4 separate regions of the Homo sapiens genome follow, and regions 2, 3 and 4 are each linked to region 1. A link is a loop called in an ENCODE intact Hi-C map of the cell type or tissue named here. Cell type or tissue: heart left ventricle. All regions are shown on one strand. Each heading gives the region's core, and the rest is flanking DNA. Links, peaks and the distances in the headings are about the cores only.

Evidence for each region. A loop is a pair of places that touch in the nucleus more often than their neighbours do. Peaks named below come from ENCODE experiments on the same cell type or tissue, not always from the same donor. Only the 100,000 strongest peaks of a DNase experiment are listed, where the experiment ranks them.
Region 2: a loop joins it to region 1, with 3 times the contacts of the local background. A loop is called at or near these places in 51 of 110 quality-filtered maps.
Region 3: a loop joins it to region 1, with 5 times the contacts of the local background. A loop is called at or near these places in 18 of 110 quality-filtered maps.
Region 4: it touches region 1 in a loop (5-fold over the local background); 26 of 110 quality-filtered maps call a loop at or near these places.

The regions. Positions count from the first base shown.
Region 1 is chr10:75,393,763-75,397,293 of GRCh38, reverse strand. LOC124902461 reads right to left here. Exons shown (of 1, transcript XM_047426122.1): 1 at 1-3,531. The coding sequence starts at 1,138. The coding sequence ends at 173. It also overlaps a transcript of ZNF503 not described here. Among named protein-coding and RNA genes, the nearest start is that of ZNF503-AS2, 6.0 kb to the left of the region's middle. In heart left ventricle, for the core only: CTCF peaks have their summits at 1,580 and 1,789 (motif pointing right); DNase peaks (open chromatin) are centred at 519, 973, 1,123, 1,813 and 1 weaker place; H3K4me3 peaks cover 1,831 bases; H3K27ac peaks cover 1,690 bases; H3K27me3 peaks cover 1,423 bases.
Region 2 is chr10:75,293,533-75,297,063 of GRCh38, reverse strand. It overlaps ZNF503-AS1 (ZNF503 antisense RNA 1), which reads right to left and starts at 681. Exons shown (of 4, transcript NR_038226.1): 1 at 413-681. It also overlaps a transcript of ZNF503 not described here. RefSeq lists silencers at 1,801-1,850, 1,871-1,980. In heart left ventricle, for the core only: a CTCF peak has its summit at 1,929; DNase peaks (open chromatin) are centred at 1,733, 1,973 and 2,313; H3K4me3 peaks cover 1,915 bases; H3K27ac peaks cover 2,500 bases.
Region 3 is chr10:77,003,629-77,007,159 of GRCh38, reverse strand. All of the region lies in intron 18 of KCNMA1 (potassium calcium-activated channel subfamily M alpha 1), which reads left to right. Among named protein-coding and RNA genes, the nearest start is that of KCNMA1-AS1, 120 kb to the right of the region's middle. In heart left ventricle, for the core only: a CTCF peak has its summit at 2,027; no DNase peak of the experiment used is centred there.
Region 4 is chr10:75,770,401-75,773,931 of GRCh38, reverse strand. All of the region lies in intron 2 of LRMDA (leucine rich melanocyte differentiation associated), which reads right to left. Among named protein-coding and RNA genes, the nearest start is that of MIR606, 220 kb to the right of the region's middle. In heart left ventricle, for the core only: no CTCF peak of the experiment used is centred there; no DNase peak of the experiment used is centred there; H3K4me3 peaks cover 1,072 bases; H3K27ac peaks cover 2,372 bases.

The sequences.
Region 1 (3,531 bases), core at 331-2,830:
TGCGTCCTCTTTTCTTCTTCTGGCTGCCCAGGGCCTTCTAAACGCTCCCCGCAACCCTCGCCCTCACCCCCACCCCCACCCGCCCGCTCCTTCCTCCCTCCAGAGTCGGGACCCGGGGCTGGCCGGCGCCACCGCTGCTTTTCCCCGTCCGGGTGGCTCTGCAGCCGGCGCTCTATTCCATTCCGCGCCGCAGGAGAGCCCGCCCGGCCAGGACCCGGAAAGCCCCTCCAAGTGCGGCCCCGCGAGCGTCCCGGCGCCCAGGTCCGGCCTTTCTGGGGCTACCAGGTGGGCACCTAGGGCTCCGCTCTGCAGAAGCGCGGCGGGAGTCTGGGTCCGGGCGCAGCTCCCTGTGGCGCGGGCCGCTGTCTTCTCCCCAGCTTGGGCCGCAGGACAGAGCTGCCCGAAGCGCCGAAGGAAGCACGCAGAAAAAAGTCTCAGTCCCTTTTGGGGGGAGGGGGGCCGAGACCCAGCGCCCCCTCCCAGACGCTCCAGGCCTGGGCGCTAGCCCAGGTCCTCCGGCTAGTTGGGAGCTCTGAGCCCAGAGCGCCCTTTCCAAGGATTCCGGGACCGTGGAGTCACAGCTCTGAGAGCGCACCCCAAACTCTCCGCTCCCTGGGGTCAGGCTCTTCCGGTTTCTCCGAGTCTCGGGATCCCCTCGGCGCTCAGGTACCCCTGTTGCCTCTGGGGACTCACGGCCGCGCGAAGTCAGCCTTTGGCCTCTCGCCTGCGTCCGACAGCCCGCGGCCCCTGCCGCCATTTGCACCGGGATTGGTGACTTTGAGATTTTCCACCCTCCTCCCAGCGCCAGCCTCACGGCTGCAGGGCCTTTACCCGGGTTGCACGCAAAGCCACCCCCAGCGACCTCCCGGACACTGCGGGAAGCGCGCGGGCCGCCTCCTGGAACTGACTTGGTGGGGACTCTGGCTCCGCCGCCGTCTCCACACCCCCGACCCTGATGTCCGGACGTCGCGAGACCCCAGGAAACGGAGCTGGCGCCGAGGAGGACCCCTGGCCCGCAGCGTCTTCGGACGCCGCGGCCCCGGTCCCACTCTGGTCCCGCCGAGAGAGGCTGAGCTGGGCCTGGTTCCTTGAGAATCCTGGCCGGCGGGCTTGTCGCCCCGGCCTCTTGGACAGACATCCCCCGCCCTGCAGGTGGGAGGGCGGGAGCGCGTGGCGGTGCTGCAGCCGGGGTCCCACGCTCCGGTGCCCGCAGCTCAGGACCTGAAAGCCAGGCGTCTACCACTCTCTCACCAGCAGCGGCCACGCGCTCCTGGCCACTGCGACCCACAGGCTGTGCCTCTTTTCCCTAGCGTCTTCGGACAGGGGTCCCTGAGCGACCACACCTTGCCGGCCCGGAAGGACCTAGACATTCCCCCGCCCTGGGATTCAGGCTTGGGACCAGCAGGGAGACGAACCCGGGACGTTCGTGCCTTCATGCCCCTTCTTGGTATTTTATCAACACAACCCAAAACCAAAGCCCCTTAAAAGTTTGATGAAACTCCTTCCGGGAGCAGCTACACAGAGGCAGCAGCGTTCCGGCGCTGGGGCGCCCGGGGGTGAGGACAGAAAGGATTCCCCGACGTGTTGGACGGATCCGAGTCACCCCGGGCGCGCGGTAAGTGAAGGGTGGGTGCCAGTATCTGCTGCGTGTCCAGGCCGAGGTGCGAGCCTCCTCGGAGGGACAAATGCCCCTCCCCAAGGCGCGCCCCCCGACTCTCTCCAGCTTTTTCCCGAACAGCCGCGGGATCCCCGGCGCGCCGGCTGGCGGCTGGAGCCCGGGCGGAGCGCCGCGTGTCCACCAGGCGGCGCTGCAGAGCCCGGCGGAGCAGGAAGGAGTCCTGGAACCCCGGCCAGCGCGCGGGCAGCCGGCTGGATGGGCATCCCGAGGCCCCGCGCTTCCACTTTCGCGTGGCTTTGGGAGCGGTGTCCAGGAGGCCCCTCCCTGTGACTCCTCGCTTCTTTTCTCCTGCTGCGAACCGTCTCCCCTGCTCTTCTCCACCCGCTCCAGCTTCTGCGCTTGTTTCCTCCTCGTTCTCTATTCCTGTCCAGAGGATTGGCCCACGTGTCTGTCCCTTCCCAACCTGGGGAGCTCCCACCCTCAAGGCTCTGATACGTCACCTTGTCTGCCATGCTGAAGCAGTCGCCACACAGGCCTGCATTCATTCACTCCCTCCTTCACTGATGATTTCCTAGCGCCCACTCCTTGCCAAGGGCTGCTCATCCCATTTACTCGTCCCTGACACAGTTTGAGAAACCGAGGCTAAGTCCTGGAGGCCAGTGGCAGGGCTGGCGGATAAGGCCCAGGCCTTTCCCCCACCATCCAATCTTATCCCCCTACCTGTGCCTCTGGTGGTGACACAGCGACCCTGGTGTCCTTGTGCTGGGTAACTCCGCATAGATGCAGATCAGGGAGGTGTGCCTCCGAGAGAGCTGCTGAAGAAGGACCAGCTTCTGAAATCTGCCACAAGCCTGTGGACCTCTGAGTAAGCACAACTAACACAAATGCAGATGCCTGTCAACACACGCACTCACTTGTTTCCACACTTTCACTCCTACTTCCACAGAAGCCACCCCCTGCTCTGACTCTGCCACACCTGGTCACGTGTGGCACACACTTATGCTCCGACAGCAGACAGGAGAAGGAAAGATGTGGGCTTGGTCTTTAAGCAGTGAGGAAAGGCAGATAAAAAAGCCCCACTAGGTGATGAACTTCTTGTGATTTAGAAAACTCATAAGGCTGCAGCTCCAGCAGCGCAATCGGTTAGCACACAGTACTTACACAGAAGACTCGTAAAAGTTGCCCAGAAGGTGGGACTTATCCCCTGTCAGGTCATCGGCTGGCCTCTGCTGCACGTATTGGCTTAGGGTTCCTCACCGAATGTGGCTAGCAGCCTGGTGGTGCTTAGAGTGACTGGAAAACCCAGGCTGACCTGCTCACATCTGTCACGGGCTATGCCCAGCCCATGGGATCCTGTATCATCCCACTTACACTTCACAACAGTTCCATGAGGTCATTAGAATCTTCACCCCATTACTAGACTTAATACCTGGATGATGAAATAATCTGTACAACACACCTCCATGACACAAGTTTACCCATGTAACAAACCTGCACTTGTACCCCTGAACTTAAAAGAATCTTCACCTCGTTTTTCAGATGAGGAGACTGAGGCTCAGCAGCGGAAAGACAGTGGCTTGAGGTACACAGCTAGTGAGAGATGGCTATAAGCAGGGATTCTCACCTTGGCTGCTCTTGCCTGATGAAGTTTTAAAGCAGAACAGTGCCTGGGAGCCAGAGATGCTGTTCCAGCTAGAGGAGGGTGTGGTGAACGTAGCTGGGTTTTCAAAAAGGTTTTTGGTGTTATTGTTATTATTTTATTTTTTAATGGGGATTTTCTTTTTTCTTTTTTCTTTTTGTTTTATTTTATTTTTTTTGAGACAGAGTCTCGCTCTGTCACCCAGGCTGGAGTGCTGTGGCTTGATCTCAGCTCATTGCAACCTCTGCCTCCCGGGTTCAAGTGATTCTCCCAC
Region 2 (3,531 bases), core at 598-3,097, 100 kb after region 1:
TGGCAGAAGGGCAAGGTCACAGTTGAGGACAAGTGAGAGATAAGGCTGGAGAGAGAAACTGGGGGTAGATGGAGAGGCTCACCTATTCCCAGCCAAGACACTGCAACTGACTCCCGTAGGAATCACAGCCAGGAGAGAATTTTTAGCAGGGGTCAAAATGGCTTTTTAGGAAGCTCACTTTGGCTGAGGCAAGAAGAGTTTCTCCTCTGAGTTCATGGGCCATCTCCTCTGTTGGTACCTACACGTCCTCTCCTGTATGTCTCTCTCTTTCTCTGCATTCTCTTCTCTCTCTCTCCCTCCCCCTGCCCCATGTTTTCATATCTAGATATCTCTTTTCTGCCTGTGGATTTCTTTCCATTTTTCTCTCAAGACATCACTCCTTGAAAATGTCCCTCAACCCCTTCCAGCTTACTTGTGCCCAAACAGCTTCGATTCCATCTTCAGGACTCATTCATCTCCACCAGGCTGGAGTCCTTCATAAAGAAGTAACACAAGATTTCCTCTTGAACAACAAGCTCTTCCGGGCTTCACCAGTTACAGATGAGAAGCCTGGAGGAAGGGGGGGTGTCTGAGCCACCCTCTACTTGGCCCAGAAAGAGTGGGCCACCACCCTCCAAGACCTGCATGGATCCAATGAAGCAAAAACACCATGCTCTCCTCTCAGACATCCTGATGCCACTCACAACGTGAAAGGGGCCAATGGCTCAGAAGCCACTGCCCTTCCGGTCTCCTCCAGCAAATCCTAATACCCAGTTCTCATGCCGATGACCTTCCGCTCTGAAATGCTTCCTGGCATCCACCCATCCTCCCAGGGGCTGGACAACTAGGTCAGGGAGAAAACAGCCCCTCTACCATGCTGAGACAGGGACCCCTCTCCAGGACAATTCTCTTCCCTGAGACAAGAGGGTCAAACAGCTCTCCTAGACATGACCTCAGAGATGTGCAGCCAGGGCCCTGGCCCAATTTATTACCACGGGGCTATAATTAGGTTTGTTAACATACAGTCGAGTGTAGTCTTGTTGACTAGGAACTTAATCACGTTACTATTGAGTTCCTGTACGTATTGCTCGGGGTGACTGTTTTACTTGTAGAGTTATAGCCAAGCCCAACGGGAGGAAATTAGCTTTGGACACAAGTTTGGAGGGGGGTTCTTTTTCCTCCTGACTTTGTCTCTCTCTCTCCCCCCTTCCATGTGAAAATATTTAGCAAACAGTGACAATGATGAAAAACAGTAGGAAACAAAATGTTCTACATTAGTATAAAACATGAAAAATGCAGAAGGACCCTTAGCGGTACAACATGTGTTATGCTGGCTGGCAGTCCATTAGCTCTGATAGACATTTCACTTACCTAAGTCAAATATAACAGTCGAGTATTCATTAATATAAGAAGGGGCTGTGGAATCAGAGCTACCATCTGGCTGGGCCGACAGAATAATCTACAACTCATGATTAGGTCTAAGGAGTGGGGTTTCACTTTAATCTTTCTCATTGCTCGAAATTTCCATCTGCGCAGTTCGGCACATCATTTTTCTTCAAGACAAATGTGCTGTTTTTCATGTTCCAAAATTAGATCAGAAGAAAACGATTAATCATGTCACGGCCTGGGAAAGGAAACAAAGCTCCGATACTCTCCTGCTCTCGCTCCCAGCTCCCGCCCCTCCCTGGCCCTGGACGGTTGCAAGTTTCGCTTTTCCCCCCCTCAACCTCTGGGTCTGCGGCACAACTTTGGGAGAGGCCGCCGCCCGCCAGGAGGAGGAGGGCGGGACTGCAGGGAGAGGTGTGAGGGCGCCCCGGGGCCCATGAGGGGGCGCGCCCCTGCCTCCTCCTGCCACCCCTCCCGGGGGTCGCCCAGGCGGGCCCGCCCCGCGCCGTGCCGCCTGCCCCCCGAGTCGGAGTCGCGGGCCCGGCGTGACAGGAAGGGCCCGGAGCCCGCCTCCCGCGCGTCCCCTCCCGGCCGCCGCAGCCCTGTCTGTCAGGCGGCTCGCAAGTCATAACAAATCCCTGGCGCGGGGCTGAAGCTGAGCATTTGCCGGAGCGTCATGGGGATGATGAATGACCCGTAGGCCTTTGAAGTGCTCTGCCAGTTCAGCTGGGTCCGCGGTGCTGACAGAGAAATATACACAACAGCGTAACCAATAATGAGAACATTAAACATTCCTGCGCCGTGACAGGCTGACAGAAAAACCCGGGCCCGCATCAATCATCGCGCAGATAGAACCCTGACAGGCGGCCCCTCGCTGACACCCCCTCCGCGCGCCCTCCCGGGCCTCCCCCTCTTCCTCTCCGGGGTCTCCCTTCTTTCTCTCCGGGCTCCCCGCCGCCCCTCCTCTCCTTCCCCACCCCTCCTCTCTCTTCCTTCCCCGCTCCGCTCAGTGTCCTCCCCCTCCGCCCTGTCCCCTGCCCCTGCCCTTGGGCGACTGCCTTCAGGGCCTCTCAGAGGTCAAGTGAGGTCTGGGCCACGTCCGTTCTGTGAGGCTGCCCGTGCCTGAACAGTGAAGAGATGCCACCCCAGAGTGAGAAGACTGCAGTCTTTGAAATTCAGCGTTAATAATTTGTGACTTTTCACCCATGCAAAAAAATAATAATAATACAATCATTTACATGAAACCTCATGTGGAACTAGGATCGAAAGCCCAACGCCAGGCCCTTAGGGAAAGGGAGCTCCAGGGGAACCCCGTCCGCCCTCTTCTTTGGGCGAGGGTCTTTTGGAGTATCTTCCTGTGTGACTTTGGCAAGGGATCCTTTTCTTTGTGCCAGCCCTGGCCTCAGCCCCTTTCTTTCAGCTGGATTTATCTGACTGAGATCTGATGTCTGGTCTGTCTGAAAGGGAAAAAACAGAGGAGAAACACAAAGATCTCCTCCTTTTCCTCCACCAGGAAATGAGATCTGCCCAGATAAGGCATGTGGGATGGACTCTCACCCACTTCCCAAAGGAGACGCTGGTAACCTCTTAGCTCCTCCCCGGAGCCTCCAAATCCTCTCTGGACTTGGTTTGGGCTGTGTTTTTTAGGATTGAGCCTCTACTGCGTCCTTGTGAAGGTGGGGCATTCCCCCACTCCTGTCACATACAGACCACCCCTGCCAGGCCCACTCCCCACTGTCCCTGAGGGCTCAGAGAAGAGCCCTGGGCTGGCAGTAAAAGCCAGGGTTCTAGTCGCAGCCATGAGAATTTGGGCAAGTCCAGGACTTTCCTGGACCACAGCATGACAACAGAAGTCTCCACCTTAGGATGCTTACAGATCTCTTTACATTCTCCAAATGCAAAGGGTTATTTTTCCCTCCTTTTATTCTTGGAGATTTTTTTTTTCCATTCTTGGCTTTTGAGGAGAGAAGAAACTCCTTGACTTTCCAAAACATCATGAAAAACTCCCCATAACCTACACACACACACATGCGCACACACACATACACACACGCACACACACAGATGGTGAGTGGACGGGGGGGGCACTCTGGTAATCCCAGGACAGAGGGTGTTATGAGAAGTCAAACAGAAGCCTCAGGAAGACCAGTGCTTATGCTCTGAGGA
Region 3 (3,531 bases), core at 626-3,125, 1.6 Mb before region 1:
CCATTGAGGAGGAGCTTTTAAGGCCAGCATTGAGCTTTGGGTCTTTATTCATGTTTGTAAGGCTCTACTGAAAAGGAGACCCAATCTGTGGAACAGTTCAGTCCAATGGCTCTGGAATTTGGAGAAGATGTTTCAAATTCAGTCCCCTCATTCCTTTGCAGCAAAAGAGGCAAGTTGATCATCTGATTTTGGTTAGTCATCAGTGTTTGGAGGGTATAGATTGCTCACTTTAAAAACAAAACACAATGATGACCTTCTTCAATTCAATGCACAGTCTTGCCAAAATCGACTCTGTGGCTTTCTTCATCGACAGAACCCTTTAAACATGGCTTGAGGGCATGGCCCACTTTCATACCTGCAGAGCTGCATACTAAATTGAATGGTCCTTCAGAATTGGAGAGAAAATGTGGTGTCAATCAACCAACAACTCTAGTGCCAAATACTTCTGCCTTCCTCAGCCACAATACAGTCATTAGGGGCAGAATCAACTAGCTCAGTGTGCTCTGTGCTGCTGACATTAACTAGCTTTTTCTTTCTCCTCTGTTTTTGGAAAACCACCTGGAAGACCTTTCTTCTTACTCCAGAAGGTAATGGGAGGAATTTTGCTAAGTGAAGACATCATTTCTCATTTATAGGACTTGAAAGAATATTCTCTGATTCCCAGTGCCACATCAAAGGCCTCACCTTAAATCCTGGTGGACTTTTTCTTCCGTGGATATTTTTATTAGTAACGTTAGTTGCTGCAGAGCCCATGAAGAGTAGCTCCATGTTTCTTGCTTGGAAATAATCCCTCCTTCATTTGACTGATTTTAAAAGTGAGGCTGTGACCTGAAAAGTATCTATTGATTGAATGGCAGATGTTTTTTTTCTTCCATCCCAGTCTTCCCTTGAATTTGCTCCATTTGAAATCTAAAACATTTTCCCCAGCAGTTGGAAAACTCCACCTGGGCCCCTCAGTCCAGTACTGCTTTTTCCTGCCTCTTCCAATCCACCCTGGAAATTAAGATTCTGCATTGGAAATTGGCTGACAATTTGGTTGCTGATGCAGGTGGCAGATGGTGCTGAGGATAGGATGGAATCCAATTCTTCCTTCCATTCCAGGCTTGGCTCAGAAAGGCCAGCCAGCAGAGAACCTGAGTTTGACAGCTGATTATCCATTTGACTCAAGGAAAGAGCAGTAACTGAGCTGCATCTTCACCAGCCACTTTCCAACAGGTTTCTGGTCTCATGATCATGGCCTTTGAGAATAGAGGAAAAGTTGTCCAAGAACACTTCTGAGAAGCCTTTTTGTTTTAAACACTCAAGAGTAAACAAATAGTTTTGATGATGTCCATTAGGGAAATACTTCTATTTTGTCTCTGTAAATAGTACTATGAAGTTATGATGGAAATGTTGGTTGAATATCCACTTCACTGTGGTGAAGAAAAGCACATAAAAGCTTTTTCTCAAATTGTGAAACTGCCAGGACCTAGGTCTTCGGAGGAAGGTGAGACTCAGGGTCAAATTCTTAGCAACCACATAACCTCATAGAATCCATGGCCCTGGTCCAATAACAAGAACCTTATGATGTGAACCAGAGGGTAAACTGAGTCCCTAGAGCCTTGTATTTCTGCTTTCCTAGAGTTAAGTTGGCCTATCGGGGCAGTTAATTGAGCATGAAGTTTCAAGAGCCCTAAGATGGAATGACAAGTAGCTTTGGTGTTCACACTTGCCAGAGACACACTCTTGTCTGCTCCCAGTCTCAGGAAGCTGCAGCAGGGCTTTAAAAAGGAGACGCAGTCAGCTGCCACTGAAATAGTCCTCCTGTGCCAGCTGTGGCTGCAGACCCTAGGCTCATCTCCTAGGACCTCTCACCCTTTCACTGCCCCTACCCCTAATCATCTGCTGTGGATCATGAGAAGCCATTGAATTGAAATGACACTGCATATATTTCAATTCTCAGAGACAGCAGGGTCCTCTTTCTGCTCCTTTTGGAGAAAGGCTAGTTCCAACTGCCCATGAACTAGCTGCTCTTCCACATTGATCCACTAGATGTCCTCATAGATCTACTTTGTATTACCATTGACATCCTGGGGAAAACCTTGTCTGAGAATTGGGATTTGGGAAGGGAACAATGGGTGACTACGTAAGAAAGAAAATTAGCAAACACCAAAGGAGAGAGGATGCTTTGTGTGGCCAGGGAGTAGATAAGAAACTTACTTCTGTTTGAAATAAATCCTGAAATTTTCAAAGTTGCACTTTGAGACCTAACCTTGGGAATTTAAAGTGGAACTCTTCATATCTAAAATTAACCTTCTAACCTAAATCAGCTCTAGAAAAGGAAACAGTCACTGAGAAATGGAAACAAAACACCAGTGGTTCTGAATATCCATGATTCACTGTAACAAAATTGAAGGGTTAGGAAGCCAGAGAGAGTTGAGAGAGATGAGGGGTGGTAATTTCCAAATTAGGAGGTCCATGACTTAACTTTGATATAATTTAATTTTACAACTTAAGAGTATAATTTTACACAGAGAGTGTTCAATTCTTCTGGAACATCTACCACCAGGGAGACAACTCCTCATCAGCTTTTAGTTAAAGAGTTTGTTCATGATTTGTATAATGGCCCAGAGGAGAGCTCTTCCTGGCCAGTACTCATATCCTTCAAGCCTGATGAATCGCTCCACCAGATGGGAGGTCTTACCTTTTAAGAAAGTGGACCCAGAAGTCTCTAGGTGAAGATACCTGACAGGGAGTCAATGGAAATGGACTATGCCAGCAGTAGCGAAAAAGAGCCACCTTCCCAGTTGGTGGCACCTTGATCTAGACATTCTGATTCATGAAGGTTTGTCAACATGTGGGGCTCAATAGTTTTTAACTGTTTCTGTCTTGTCTTTGAGCCTCTCATTGATCGTTCTTGCTGATTTTGTGTGTGTGTGTGTGTGTGTGTGTGTGTGTGTGTGTGTGGTGGCACTTGTTTGTCTTTTGAGATTTCTATTTTGCATTTGGTGTGAGTGTAAAAATGATTGGGAAGGAATGACAAGTAATAGCATGTTTTCTTTTTTATGCATATGCTGCTTTGGAATGTGACTGCTTATAATTAACAGTTAATCTTCTTATAGCACATGGTTTTTTGCTGCTTCGATTACCAGTTTCAGCCTGTTCCTGCATGCTAACAATAAGAAATTTTAGAACAATGCATGGTCGCCAGAACGGCTAACAATAACAGTTGCAAACAGTCCCTGAGAGCCACTGGTTTGTCACTGTGTTTCCTCCTGAACTCATATCAAGGAGGAGGTTTACATCACCCATTCTGATCTGTTTGCCTCTGAACAAATAGTTTCAAAAGTTATTTCATCCCCATCATCCCTCCCCTTATCCTTAAAGACGGTATATTTATAAGAACTTTCTTTCTCCACAAATGTGTCAGATTCTATTATTGTACATAAACCCAAAATGGCAGTATGGAAATGAAAACCAGGGACCGTTGCTAATGAGAAGCATAGCATTCCAGAGTTTGATGGGCTTCTCTTCTGCTACAGCATTTGATTA
Region 4 (3,531 bases), core at 471-2,970, 380 kb before region 1:
AGGACATGAGAAACACACAAGATGTGAATATAATGAAACACAACTACCTTTGATTAAATGCCCAAATAAAAGCTCTGGTAAGTAATGTGAGCATTAGAGCAGGAAGAACTCAACGTGGGCCAGGATAGTTGAGGAAGCTCCATTAGGAGCTAGAATTTCAGCTGGATCTTGAAGACTGACTCATATTCAGAAAGATATAAAGAAGGCCAGAGGGAACTGACAAGAGGGGAGGCAGAGTAAACAGTGACCCAAAGGCTGGAACAAATATTACTCACTGGGCGAAGTGTGAGCTGAAATGAGTGAGTGGCCTCACCGCAGGCCTAGACCTCAGGTGACCCACAACTCAAGGACGTGGAAAACATTCATCATTCATCTGTCTCCCTCTTCCCACATGTTTCTCATAGACAGCTTCATTGGCGTCCCCCAGGGGCTCGGAGTTCTGGGGCTCCCAGTGTCCCCTCTCACCAGACCTGCTCCACTGGACCCACACAGGAACCCCCTAGATTCACCACCATGAGTCACAAACTTCCTTCCCCAGCTCCAAGGGCTGTGCTTTCTTTAAGAACCCATCAAATTGCTCAGAACTGGGAGTGGTCAATCCCTTCACCTAGTTAACATACTACAATCTTTCCATTGCAGCCTCTCTGTGCTAACCTGAGATCAGTGGTTCTCAACCAGGGGTGACTTTGACCCAGAGGGACATTTGGCAATGTCTGGAGACATTTTTAATTGTCACAAAGGATGTGTTACTGGTACCTAGTGAGTAGAAGCTAGGGATGCTGTGATACATCCTTCAACATATGAGACAGTCCCCCATAACAAACAATTTTCTACCTAAAATGTCAACAGTGGCAAGGTCGCAGTGGAATGAATATAGACATTCACGATACTTTTCTGAACAAATTTATTTTAACAAGATGGAGAGCTTTCCTTTTTCTTTTGTATTTTTCTTAAATTTTACTCAAATCCATTCACTTTCAGAAGGTGTACACCCAAATTCCAAGAAGCTTCCCAGGGCAAGCTGGGATGATCCATACATCCCTGATTAATCTGCCCCCCCCCATCCCACCCCCCCCAAAAAATAAGAATAGTGCCCTGAGGGGCAGGGCACTCTGGCTATGAAATGTGCTCTAGTCCTGCAAATGACCAATATATACCTAAACCTAACTAGAAATGACAGGATATTGAAAGCCAGTACATTTTGTACCTTTTGGGCCCTTCCACAGCAAGACGCACTTTAGGTACTTACATTTTAATAGGGAAGAACCTCATTACCCAAATATTTGCTATTCGAGCACTTTCAGTTTTGAATTTGCATAAGGAAACAAAGTCATCATAACTATTCATTAGCGAATTGACCGGTTCCCACTCAAACTTCTCTTCCAAGTAGCATTCATCCCTGATCCTTGTATCAACAATTTAGGCCCATCTGATGGTCAAATGTTACATAAGCCTCTGGTGCAAAGCAACTGCAAAATGAAACCGAAACTTCTGCAAAAGATGTGGCGTTTCACGAACTCAACTGAAGTGACAGAGAAATGCTCAAATTACACCCAAAACCATTGATCCTATGCCCTTAGGCCAACTGAAAAAGCAAAAATCAAGTCAATAACAACATTTTATAAGACTGACTTAAATACTGAAGGATTAAGAAAGGCCCTCATAAAATTGATAAAGTCCTAATTTTACAAAAATAAACAACTTTAATGATTGCACAATAAAAGCAAACATGAAGTAAAAGATATATGGTGCCAGCGTGTAATTCTGTCATTAACACTTATGGAGAAAAATTAAATTAATAGTTGAATTGCTTTTCTGAGAATTAGAGCATAGCTGCAGCTACAACTGAAAATGTTTTTGATACCAAATATTTTTATCCTTTTGGGTTTCAGCTTGCAAGATTAAATTCCAAACTTTTTTTTTCTAGATTTACTATTACATACTGCTTTCCATGTAAGTTGCTTTGCTTTAGCTGATCTTTTCCAGTACTAATTGCCTTCCTACCATGGGCCTCCCCCTGAAAACTCTGACCACCTGAAGCAACCACAGAGCTGCAAGACGGGCTGAATCCCTCTCCCAGTCTCAGCTTCTTGCCCAACCTGCCTTTCCCACACCTGGTGATTCAAGCCCTGTGCCACACCCTTCTTCACAAAACCCCCCCACCTCTGTCTGACTGCCACACCTGATTCTCAAAAAGTAGGAACTGGAAGGTATAAGGAAAGTCTGAAAGCAGAAACAGAAGGCCATCCAAGATCCATACTCAAATCTCATCTCTCTCAGAGCAAAATTCCAACTCCTAAGCAGAGCCCACCAGGCCCTGACCAACCTGGCTCCTGCTTCCTGACTTCAACCTCACCTTAAAGCTCTTTCAGCCTCATCACCCCTCTCACTCACCAGCCACACTGACCTCCTCTGGTCCTCAAACTCGCCAGGCTTTTTCACACTTTGCAGCACTGGCAAGGGCAGTGCCCTCTCTCGGGAATGTTCCTCCCCAGGTCTTTCCATTCTGATTCACGCGCCTCAGCATAAATGTCCTCTCTTGCAATGACTTTTCTTACTAGCCTATGTAAAGTGCCCTCAATAATCTACATATACTTAGTAGGTGTTAAAGAACTCTTGGCTAAATGGATGACTAGATAAAAAAAAAAAATGCATGGATGGAAGGAAGGAGGGAAGGAGGGAGGGAGTGAACCTGTGTAGAGTGAGCCAATATCTGCTGTCAATAGCCATTATCCCCTACGGCCATTTTCCAAGCAATTGTTTCTCTCCCTTGGATCATTTGAGACTGAATCAGTGAATCCAGAGCTAGGCAGGGAAGAGCCTGATTAAGGTCACCACACCAACCCCCAGGGACAGTTCCCTATCATCCATTTTCTCATGCTTTGTGTCAAGTCTTATTTCCAGCCCCTCCAGTGGCAAGGCGTCTATTACCTCCCCACGGACACGTCTACACACTCGCCCCATTGTGAAATTTGTCCTGATTTTCCCAGCCTAAATTCCTCTCTGCTTAACTTCACCCCATTACTCACAGCTATCTCCCTCTGGACTACAGCAAATGACAACTCCATAGAACTCACTTTCTCCTCCTGGCTTCCCACAAGTTCCCAATTCAGCTTCCTATTCCTTGATGAAATAGCGTGGCATGAGACCCGAGCAAGGAGAGTTTCCACAAATGTTCTGAATTAGAACTTGGTCACCAGCAGCCTCACTTCACCCACCCATCTCTCTTCCATCCATCATTCTCTTGCCCCACCCCACCCTCGGCCTCCACAAGGCCAATATGGTTTTATTTTCCAATTACACAATTCTTTCAAAATATAGTTCTGTGCTTGAATATTCACAAAAAGTTTCTGGAAGACAACAAAAGAAGCTGTTAGTGATGGTGGCCTCTGGGAAAAGAACTGCTATAGGGAAGAAGGCTTACTTTTGGCTGACTGTTTAATGCTATTGGCATTTTTAACTGTGTGCATATACAACTTTTTAAAAATTATGGTGAAATACATATTACATAAAATGTATCATAGTAACCAC